Linked DNA regions of Homo sapiens: region 1 is linked to region 2. A link is a contact called in ENCODE POLR2A ChIA-PET data. All regions are on one chromosome and are shown on one strand. Each heading gives the region's core, a stretch centred on a gene start or an enhancer-like site at or near the end of the contact. The rest is flanking DNA. Distances are from core to core; before and after follow the strand shown.

Evidence for each region. ChIA-PET counts read pairs that join two places held with the same protein, here RNA polymerase II (POLR2A).
Region 1: POLR2A ChIA-PET joins it to region 2 with 12 read pairs in H1. The contact joins two enhancer-like sites. POLR2A ChIA-PET finds 5 or more read pairs at or near these places in 3 of 52 experiments (A673, H1 and Panc1).

The regions. Positions count from the first base shown.
Region 1 is chr15:90,827,022-90,832,328 of GRCh38, reverse strand. No RefSeq gene overlaps it. Among named protein-coding and RNA genes, the nearest start is that of FURIN, 39 kb to the left of the region's middle. RefSeq lists an enhancer at 2,150-2,239. Within about 2 kb of position 2,293, at least 10 of the 41 ENCODE cell types and tissues checked have a DNase peak (open chromatin) inside an H3K27ac peak, as active enhancers do.
Region 2 is chr15:90,616,356-90,622,201 of GRCh38, reverse strand. It overlaps CRTC3 (CREB regulated transcription coactivator 3), which reads right to left. Exons shown (of 15, transcript NM_022769.5): 8 at 4,234-4,319; 9 at 2,412-2,461. CRTC3-AS1 (CRTC3 antisense RNA 1) reads left to right here. Exons shown (of 4, transcript NR_120372.1): 4 at 2,049-2,193. Among named protein-coding and RNA genes, the nearest start is that of LINC01585, 41 kb to the left of the region's middle. RefSeq lists an enhancer at 1,347-1,396. Within about 2 kb of position 4,329, at least 4 of the 41 ENCODE cell types and tissues checked have a DNase peak (open chromatin) inside an H3K27ac peak, as active enhancers do.

The sequences.
Region 1 (5,307 bases), core at 1,044-3,543, 210 kb before region 2:
CTGGCCATCATGCCTGGCTAATTTTTGTATTTTTGTACACAGAGTTTCGCCATGTTGTCCAGGCTGGTCTCAAACTCCTGAGCTCAAGTGATCCACCCATCCTGGCCTCTCAAAATGTTGGGATTACAGGCATGAGCCACCATGCCTGGCTATCAGCATTTAGCCTTATAATGAAATTGAAATAGATTCCATTCCATTCTTTTTTTTTTTTTTTTTTTTTGAAGCAGAGTTTTGCTCTTGTTGCCCAGCCTGGAGTGCAGTGGTGTGATCTTGGTTCACTGCAACCTCTGCCTCCCGGGTTCAAGTGATTCTCCTGCCTCAGCCTCCCAAGTAGCTGGAATTACAGGCATGCACCACCACGCCTGGATAATTTTTGTATTTTTATTTTTAATGTATTTATTTATTTTTGAGATGGAGTTTTGCTCTTCTTGCCCAGGCTGGAGTGCAATGGCGCGATCTCCGCTCACGGCAACCCCTGCCTCTGGGGTTCAAGCGATTCTCCTGCCTCAGCCTCCTCAGTAGCTAGGATTACAGGCATGCGCCACCACGCCCGGCTAATTTTGCATTTTTAGTAGAGAGGGGGTTTCTCCATGTTGGTCAGGCTGGTCTTGAACTCCTGACCTCAGGTGATCTGCCCGCCTCAACCTCCCAAAGTGCTGGGATTACAGGCTTAAGCCACCACACCCGGCCTTCCATTCCATTCTTTAATGACATTTTGTCCAGGTGCCTGAAGAGTTTTTTCTTTATCCTTAAAGTTCAGTAACTTGGCCGGGCGCAGTGGCACATGCCTGTAATCCTAGCACTTTGGGAGGCCGAGGCGGGCTGATCACCTGAGGTCGGGAGTTCGAAACCTGCCTGACCAACATGGAGAAACCCTGTCTCTGCTAAAAATACAAAAATAGCTGGGCATGGTGGCACATGCTTGTAATCCCAGCTACTCGGGAGGCTGAGGCAGGAGAATCGCTTGAATCGGGGAGGCAGAGGTGGTGGTGAGCTGAGATCTTGCCATTGCACTCCAGCCTGGCAACAAGAGCGAAACTCTGTCTTGAAAAAAAAAAAAAAAAAAGTTCACTAACTCAGCCAGTATGTTCCTATGTTGGTCATTGTGAATTTGCTTCCCTGGAGTAGTCATGCCCTCGCAGTCTGTAGAGTTGGTTCTTCGTTTCAGGAAGACTTTCTCTAAATAGCTTTTTGTTTCAGTTGTTGGATAATCTACTTCAGGGAGTGCAGTCACCCTGATGTTGGAAGGTCTGGGACCCATAATGGTCATTTTCTCTCTAATTGTTTTAATTTGTCTTTTTCTCTAAATTCACTGCAATTATTTCAAGTTTCTCTCCCACACTATTCCCTTGCTTTTCAGATGCATGTACTATGTTGTAACTCTGTTTTTAGATGTGTCATGGTCCTGTTTTGGTTAATGCGTTTCCTCCCCTCTGCAGTTTCTTTGCATTTCCTGATATATATATTTTTTTTGTCATCTCTCCTTTTTTTCTTTTCTTTGAGACAGAGTCTCGCTCTGTCACCAAGGCTGGAGTGCAGTGGTGCAATCTTGGCTCACTGCAACCTCTGCCTCCTGGGTTCACACCATTCTCCTGCCTCAGCCTCCTGAGTAGCTGGGATTACAGGCGCCCGCCACCACACCCGCCTAATTTTTGTATTTTTAGTAGAAACAGGGTTTCACCATGTTGGCCAGGATGGTCTCAAACTCCTGGCCTCAGGTGATCTGTCCGCCTTGGCCTCCCAAAGTGTTGGGATTACAGGCGTGAGCCACCGTGCCTGGCCTGTCATCTCTTCTTTGTGCTCTTTTCATTCAACTTTTTTTTTTTTTTTTAAGAAATGGGGCTTCACAAGGTTGCCCAGGCTGGTCTCAAACCCCTGGGCTCAAGTGATCCTCCCACTTGGCCCCCCTAGCAGGTGGGCCTGACAGGCGCGCACCACTGCACCCGGCTCGTGCTTTTTATACCTGGTTCATATTCTCATTCACTTTTGTCTAGCGCGAAGCTATCAGTTCCAAGAAAGCCACTCAGGTCCTTGGCTCTGCTGGCTTTCAGCTGTGCCCCTGTGTGATTTCCTTCCCTTTCCTGGCACTTGCGTGTAGGGAGGCGTTGCAAGTTTTTTTCATCTTGCTCGGTTAGCTAACTCCTGACGTTTTACTTGTTCTGCTACGGGAACCTTCCTGTCTTCCCCGAAGAAGGGCAGTTTTGAGGCTGCATTGTTTTCAGTTGGGTAGCCTGAGTGCGCAGAGGTGGGTGGGAAAGTCCCCCCGGCTGAGGCCACCCTGCTGGGGGCCACAGGTCTTCTCTGTCCTGTCATCCCCTAAACATCCTGTGCCCAGCCTTCTGCCCTACTCCTCACCCCAGCAGCTGAACACGATAGCCTTGGAGGTCCCTTCTCACTCTGTCACCCAGACTGGAGTGCAGTGGCAAGATCTCGGCTCACTGCAACCTCCGCCTCCTGGGTGCAAGCAATTCTCCTGCCTCAGCCTCCTGAGTAGCTGGGACCACAAGCGTACCATCACAGCCAGCTCATTTTTGTATTTTTAGTAGAGATGGGGTTTCACCATGTTTGCCAGGATGGTCTTGGATTCCTGACCTCAGGTGATCCACCCACCTTGGCCTGTTGGCTCACTCTTTTCCCAAAAATTTGTCATTGTTGTGCATGTGGTCAGGTATTGGGGTTGGGGAGTTCGCCCCTCATTCTGCCTTCTAAAGTCTGAACTCCCCTCCTCAGGAGGCTCTGCAAAATGCCAATCTCCAGGGCCTGTCCACCCCAAGAGCAGAGGTCCGTGGGTCTGGGTGGGACCTCTCCCTCCCGCCCAAGTGATGCACCTGAGCAGGCTTGGGGTTGAGAAGTGCAGACTCATCCACCAGGAGCATTTGCATTTTACTCAAATTAAAGAAATGCAGCCCTGCTTATGTAAGTCTATATGGCACTGAAATTGAACAGTCCTGGAATGTCCAAGTGGGTGGGCGGACTTGATTATCAGCTTCCAGTGAGGGTCATTCTATTGGTGAGGCCTCGAGGCACAGAGAGGCGAAGTGACTTGCCCAAGGTCACCCAGCATGTCGGCAACAGGCAGGTTTGAAGAACTGGAAATGGTGACTCCAGACCTGGGGGCTGGGATCAGGGTGGCCCACTTCAGGGAGCAGGAAGGTCTTAAAAATTTAATTTTAATTTTTTTTTTTTTAAGACGGAGTCTTGCTCTGTCGCCCAGGCTGGAGTGCAGTGGCGCAATCTCAGCTCACTGCAACCTCCACCTTCTGGGTTCAAGTGATTCTCCTGCCTCAGTTTCCCAAGTAGCTGGGACTACAGGCATGTGCCACAACACCCTGCTAATTTTTTCTATTTTTAGTAGAGAAAGGGTTTCACCATGTTAGCAAGAATGTTCTCGATCCCCTGACCTCGTGATCTGCCCACCTCGGCCTCCCAAAGTGCTGAGATTATAGGCATAAGCCACTGCACCAGGCTAAATTTTAATATTTTTTTTTGAGACAGAGTTCACTCTGTCCCCCAGGCTGGAGTGCAGTGGCATGATCTCGGTTTGCTGCAACCTCCACTTCCTGGGTTCAAGCAATTCGCGTGCCTCAGCCTCTCGAGTAGCTGGGACTACAGGCATGTACCACCACGCTCGGCTAATTTTGTATTTTTAGTAGAGATAAGGTTTCACCATGTTGGCCAGGCTGGTCTCTAACTCCTGATCTCTAGTGATCCGCCGGCCTCGGCCTCCCCAAGTGCTGGGATTATAGGCGCGAGCCGCCGCACCTGGCCAGGAAAGTCTTTTAGTATGAGGAACCCATTATCATTTCCGGGCCTCACAGAAGAAATGGTTGTGGCCTTCCCATGGGAACTTTTGATCTTGAACCTCACGGAGGGAGAATGGCCAGACCAACGGCTCACTGCCACTCCCAGCCCTCCCAGGAGCAGTGACCTCTCCACCTCCCCTCGTCCCCGCCCCGCCCCCATCCACGCACGGTCCAGGCAGCAGTGTCCCAGCAGAGCTGAGCCCAGTGGTGAGTGTGGGCCGGGCAGCGGGTGGAGAGGTCCAGGTAAGGAAGCAGTATCAGAAAAGGTGGGGAGACTGGGATTAGGTCGGGTCAGGCCTTTCTGGGAGGATCCCACATCCATCCGGGGAAGAAGCTACAGGCTACTTGGGCCATGACTAGCAGCAAAGCTTGGCCCTCTGACCGGGACCCTGGAGGGCAGTTGGGCCAGGATGTCCTGCTGGGGCGCCCTGGGTGTCATCAACCCCTGGCGCTGTTCTCATCTTGCCCCACTTTGCAGTGATCTGGAGGGGCCAGCCTGGTGAACATCAGGCAGATCCTCATTCGTTTCATGGCCTTGGTGATTCAGCTGCTTTGGCTGTGAAAAGGGAAAAATTACTGGACCCCTCCGAATCCCCTGCGGTTGTGAGGATGAATTCGTGTGAAGAGCTGAGCTGAGATACAAAAATCGCAAGGCCGGGCGCGGTGGCTCACACCTGTAATCCCAGCACTTTAGGAGGCCTAGCTGGGTGGATCATTTGAGGCCAGGAGTTTGAGACCAGCCTGGACAACACAGTGAAACCCCCACCTCTACTAAAAATACAAAAATCAGCCAGGCGTGGTGGCGTGCACCTGTAATCCCAGCTACTTGAGAGGCTGAGGCAGGAGAATCACTTGAACCCGGGAGGCGGAGGTTGCAGTGAGCCGATATCATGCCACTGCACTCCAGCCTGGGACGACAGAGCGAGACTCCATCTCAAAAAAAAAAATGACTTGAACCCGGAAGGCAGAGCCTGGTGCACTCTAAACACAGGAGCTCAGGAACCGCGAGAGAGCTCAAAATAGATCCATGACACAAGGTGACAAAGATAGTATTGGAATTTTTTGGTGAGGATATGGGAAAAAGGATCCAGCTGTTCACCACAAAACTGAAATTTAATTTCTCTGGGACGTTTCTGCTCTTTCCTTGCTAAACTTCCCTCCTTCTCCTTTCCCGCCTCCCACCCGGCCCCAACATCCCCTCTATTGTCCAGCCCCAGCCTTCTGCTGGCACAGCCCTGACCAAAAGCGGGGTGTGGGGGGTTGCCCACAGCGGCCCCCAAGTGTCCCTGGGACGCGTGAATCACGACAAGGGTTACAGCTTGCCAGGCTCCCACTGCACACGAAGCACATTTGGACATTGCAGACTCTGCATCTCTGTGGCAAGGACTGCCACAACCCCCTTGGACCCAGGAACCCCCAGGAGGAAGCGCTAGTACCGGGTGTCAATGTGGCTACCCAGCGCCCGCTGCTTCTGAAGCTAACCTCGAATGCGTCGCCCACATCC
Region 2 (5,846 bases), core at 3,080-5,579:
ACCCTCTAACGACTCCCATCTTCTCTGCGTCAGATCCAAGCAATACAAGCCTCCTTGAACTCCAGGCCCACTCCTGCCTTGGGGTCTTTGCACTTGCTGTTCCTGCTGCCTGGAGCCCTCTCTGCGTCGCTTCACACTATCAGAAAGGTTTCCTCAACGCCCGCTGGTGGCTGCCTGTCCACCTGCCACAGTTGCGTCTCCTTCAGTGCATTTACCCACACATGACTTTTGCTGTGCTTTGCTTATTTGTTTCTGCCCATCTTGCTCTACTAGATTATTAGCTCCTCGAAAGCAGGAACTTGATCTGTTTTGTTCATTGTTTAACCCAGTGCCAAGAATTAGGGGGTCAATAAATATCTGCATGACTAGAAGTCACTGAATGGAATTCTATCTGTAAAGTAAGAGCAAGAAAGCAACTTTCTCTACCTAAGAAACACCTGCTTTAAAACTCTCCAGGTTGGCCAGGCATGGTGGCTCACACCTGTAATCCCAGTGCTTTGGGAGGATCACTTGAGACTAGGAGTTCAAGACCAACCTGGCCAACATAGCAAGGCCCTATCTATCTTTAAAAACAAAACAGGCTGGGCATGGTGGCTCATGCCTGTAATCCTAGCACTTTGGGAGGCCAAAGTGGGTGGATCACCTGAGGTCAGGAGTTCAAGACCAGCCTGGCCAATATGGTGAAACCCTATCTTTTCTATAAATAAAAAAATTAGCCAGGTATGGTGGTGCACGTCTGTAATTCCAGCTACTTGGGAGGCTGAGGTAGGAGAATCGCTTGAACCTGGGAGGCAGAGGTTGCTGTGAGCCAAGAGCATGCCACTGCACTCCAGCCTGAGCGACAGAGCGATACTCCATCTCAAATAAATAAATAAATACAAACAAACTAACTAAACAACAACAACAAAAACCTCTTGAGGGCTAAAGTACTGCAGCCCAATTCTATAATGTTAGGCTTTCAGAGCCTGAAGGTTATCTGATGGTTAAGCCAAAATTGATTCTTGAGGAAAATGTTTGTTTTTGTTTTTGTTTTTGTTTCCAAATTTCCATTTTACCAGGAAGCCCCTGAACCAGACTAGGTTGAGGGAGACTCCCTTGAGGAAAAGCTTGCCCCTTCCATGGGAATGTCCTGCACCTCTCGGCGGCCTGTCTTTTGTTGGGCATGCGTCCTGGCAGGCTTGCCCACTTTCTGAAGCAAACATCAACCCGTGGCGCAGCTCAGCAAATCACCTGAGTTTACGTTTAACCTGCCAGAAAGAATGTCTGAGCTCCAGGTACTCAGTAGAGAGTGCCTTGACTGCGCTGCTGTGAGATACTCACAGGAAGCTCTGTTGGGGGAAATCACATTCAATGACTGCTTGAAGTGGATTTAGTTCACCCACTGACCCACTGGTGATTGTATGTACTAAGTCAGATCATGCAAGAATCCCATTTCCAAACCACATTATTTTGGCCCTGCAGCCTTGCTGTTTCTGAATTGGCTTCAGTTCCAAGTGGTGGGACTGCTCTCACGGACACTATGATAAACAGCCCCAGGAAGCCTCCTTGGGGCTCTCTCAGGACACAGCCCATCGAGTTCCAAGGGGTCCTCTCTGTGAACCTCCCCAGCAGCTGTCTGTACCGTCCCACGCAGCACACCAGCCGGCCCTCCCAAGGCAGTTTCTGTTAAGGCAAGGGCCTCATTATCTCTCTCATCTCCTCGTTCTCTCTTAGACTCAACTTCCTCATGAACTTCCTTTTTCATTTGCTTGTACTATATTTTTGTAAGTTGTCTCAAACCTTTTAGGGAGTGAAGTTGCATACTATTAAATCCACTAACAAATTAATGGTTTCATAGAAACTTTTTTGTATTGCAAATGGAAAATATATTTATCTTCCATTTATGTTTTTAAATTGTTGTAAAATAAATATACCATAAAATTTACCATTTTAACCATTTCTGTGTGTACAGTTCAGTGACATTAAGTACATTCACAGAAACTCTCTTAATTAACTTCTGTGCCATTAAGCTGCCAGGTGAACTGATGCTTCCCTTTTCCCCTGGCCAGGATGTCACCGATGCCCACAGCCTGCCACAGCTCGGGGCTGGTAGGCTCCTCTCGATTCCTGCACGTTTCTGCTTCTGACACTGCTTCTACCCGGAGAGTTGTGTATTTACCAAGAGTCAGTTGTGTGATTCTCAAACATACTTATGTAAGTTTTGTTTGTTATTATAGTCATGTAATTTAATTAGTTTAAACAGATGAAATATGAGTATCAAAAGAGAGTGGCTGTTTTTATGAAAATGCAGTTGACTTTCAATTTATGCATAGCAAGTTACGTTTCTGAGAGTTCTGTAACAAAGCAGCGAGACTTTTGGGAAAAACCTTCAGGATAGTCCCTGAAACACGAACAGAAAGAATATTACTTACTTGCCACCTCCAACATCACAGGATCGAGGGCGTCCTGACAGGGACTGAATCTGAGAAGAGACAATGAAAGCTGGGCTTACTCGCTGTAAAGCCAAATTCAAGTTTTTGAAAAGTGTCTTCGTAAGGACCTTGAGGCTCTAGTGGGCGCAAGTGAGAGCTTGCGTGTCGACAGAGTCCTCACACAGCAGCCTTTTAGGTTTTGGCATGACTTTTTTAAACTCAAACTTCCAGGCCTAAGGGAGGCATAATATTAATACATTTTCCTAATTTGATGCCTTATCAATTTACCTTCTGGATTAACATTAAAAGACCAATGTTTTACACATAGAGCTTTTTACGGAGTTTCACTCTTGTCATCCAGGCTGGAGTGGCAGTGGCACATCTCAGCTCACAGCAACCTCCGCTTCCTGGGTTCAAGCGATTCTCCTGCCTCAGCCTCCCGAGTAGCTGGGATCACAGGCATGCACCACCACACTCGGCTAATTTTTGTATTTTTAGTAGAGACGGGGTTTCACCATGTTGGCCAGGCTGGTCTCAAACTCCCGACCTCAGGTGATCCACCCGCCTCGGCCTCCCAAAGTGCTGGGATTACAGGCATGAGCCACTGGGTCTGGACGACATAGAGCTTTTAAATAAACATTTCTTTTCCAATTGGCTTGAGAGGAAATGAAATAAATAAAAGAAAAAAGCAGGGTGAAAAAAGAAATGAATGTCAGAAGAAACTAAGCTATTTCAACTAGAATATAAGCTCCAGACGGACAGGAATGAGTATTACAAATCCACAAGAACCAAGGGAGATGAACATCTCTTTCCAGAGACCAGTCCCTGGTACTCAGGGAGGAGGGCACACCACTGCCCTCTTTGGTGGAGAAGACATAGTTATCCTCTGATAAAAGCCTCCACAACCACATGTGCCTCTCACAGCCAAAAGACAGTGTGGTTGCTTCTCCTGTGTTTAAATATGTAAATTTTAAATCATATCTCTTTTTTACTTCCCAAATGATTAAACATCAAATACATCTTGCTTTTACAAAAAGCCTTTTAAGACAACTAATGCTAATGGTGACTCTGGTAGACTTGGCAGAAGAAAATGGAACTGGGCCAAAGGGATCCTAAACAGGTGGGGATAGTTAAGTACACAGGCAATACAAACAATTGCAATAGAGCATCCTTAAGGGCTGGAACAGATTAACTGTTTTCTTTCAAAGTCAACACAGCTTCCCTCTGGGAAGAAAGGCCAAGGCAAGTACCGTGGGACCTCCCCTTTCTTCCACAGTGGGTGAGGTTTAGAGAGCCGAGGTGGAGGTCAGCTAGCACAATTTTAGATACAAATTCTCAAAGGCGCATGGAAATCATAGTAAAACAGATGACTTGTCTACTGACTCTTGGAGGACTCAGGTCAAATGCCCTTGAGTTAAAAAGAGCTATCTGGTATACCAGTAATTCTGGACAGAAGCTGGAGACTGGTATAAAGTGCTGGCTAAAAAAACAGAAAAATCTGCCTATGACTTACAACCAGGTTTCAGAGCTTTTAGCAAAACAAATAAGATATGGAGGACTTAGCAGGGTTTTTTTTTTTTTTTTAAATAAGTCAATTCATATGAAAATTAGTAAGCCAAGAGATCAATGTGCTAATTCATTGACACAAGCGCGATAATTTTTACTTGAAACGTCCTTCCCTTGTATATTCTTATCTCTGTTCTCAGACAAATCTTCTCCTTTTCCCCCAGTTCCTCTTGCTTTCACCTCTGCAGGATTTTTCAATGACCTCTAAGTACAAACATTCAGTGACAACAAACATAGCTGAGTACTGTTCACCCACCTCCTTGGTCTCCCACAGTTGTTTTGGCAGTGGCTTCGGAACATTTAACAGATTCTCTTCTTTCAATGGGCCAGGGAAAGATGCTACTAAAGGGAAAAAAAAAGCAGCACAGTCATTGCATGAGAAGGCAGGAATCCAGGCCGGGCACGGTGGCTCACGCCTATAATCCTAGCACTTTATGGGGCTGAGGCAGGAGGATCGCTTGAGCCCAGGAGTTTGAGACAAGCCTGGGCAACATAGTGAGACCCCCGTCTCTACAAAAAATTTAAAAATTAGCTGGGTGTGGCGGCTCACACCTGTAGTCCCAACTACTTGGGAGGCTGAGGTGGGAGGTCTCCTTGAGCCTGAGAGGCTGAGGCTGCACTGAGTCATGACGGTGCCACTGCACTCCAGGCTGGGCAACAGAACAAGACCCTGTCCCAAAAAAACAAAGACAACAACAAAAAGAGAAAGCATCCATCCTACCTACCTTTGGCTGAACAAATTATCTTTGTAAAAACTGATTTAACAAATAAAATGTTTGACTTATTTAACACACAAAAATGACTCATTTATGGACTGTCTACTAGGGAAGCCACTTTGGGCACTACTGTGGGAGTTGCAGAAATGAGTAAGACATGGATTCAACCTTTCACGAATGTGTAATCTAGTCAGTGGATAAGGGCAACACATAAATAACGATCACTGAAGGAAAAAACGAGTGGAAGCCCGAGAGAGCCGAGGGTATGATGCTGCTGAGAGATGAAGTGCAGAAGAGGAAGAGGCCAGGAGGGCTTTGGAGCTGGGCACTGGGGGGAGCCCTTTAGAGACACAGGAGAAGGGAATTCCAAGAGAGGGGAAGGTAAGAGTGGAGCAACTCTTTTCAACTGGAGTGTAGGCTGAGTCAAGGGGATGGTAGGAAGTAAAATGTAGACAATTGAGGCCAGGGCAGGGGGGCTCTGCAGGCTTGGCAAAGGAGAGAATGGAAGAAGAGGGATGAGGAGAGAACCTGCAACAACGATGAAATGGGGAAAGTATTGAGAAGAGGAGTATTAGCTGGAAGACATGGTGGCAGTGAAGCTCCTTGGTTGTGGGATGGAAATGGGGGACAAAGAGGAACCAACAACCAAGAGGATCTGAGGCTGGGCAGCTGCCGGGACGGCTGTTGGCTCTTTAATGCTATGAAACAACCTGTATAAAGGGACCATTCCAGGGCTTTCTGCTTTAACTCTCTCAGTCGTGCCAGGTAAAACAAGAATGCTGGGTCACAGAACAAGTAAATACTTTTTATTCTCAGAAAGAGACCAGAAAACAAGGGCCAGCCCTCAGGAGTTAAGTGATCTGATGTCAGGAAGGGGATTCCAAGTTAGGGACACCAGTGACTACTCAGAACCAGGAATGCTGTTGAGTTCCAGTGGCCACAGAAGCTCCAGTGTGACTGTCATGACTATCCTGTCTTAGCCCCACACAAGATGGCCGGGTACCCAAGAATAATGGACCCCAGAAAGAAGTCACATGACACAGGGCCCAAACTTTCCTAGTAAATTTTGAGAAAAGACTTTGAAACAAAAACTCTAAAATAAGTTTATCTTGTATTTAATAAAACTGATGATATAAATGCAGTTGTGGACTTC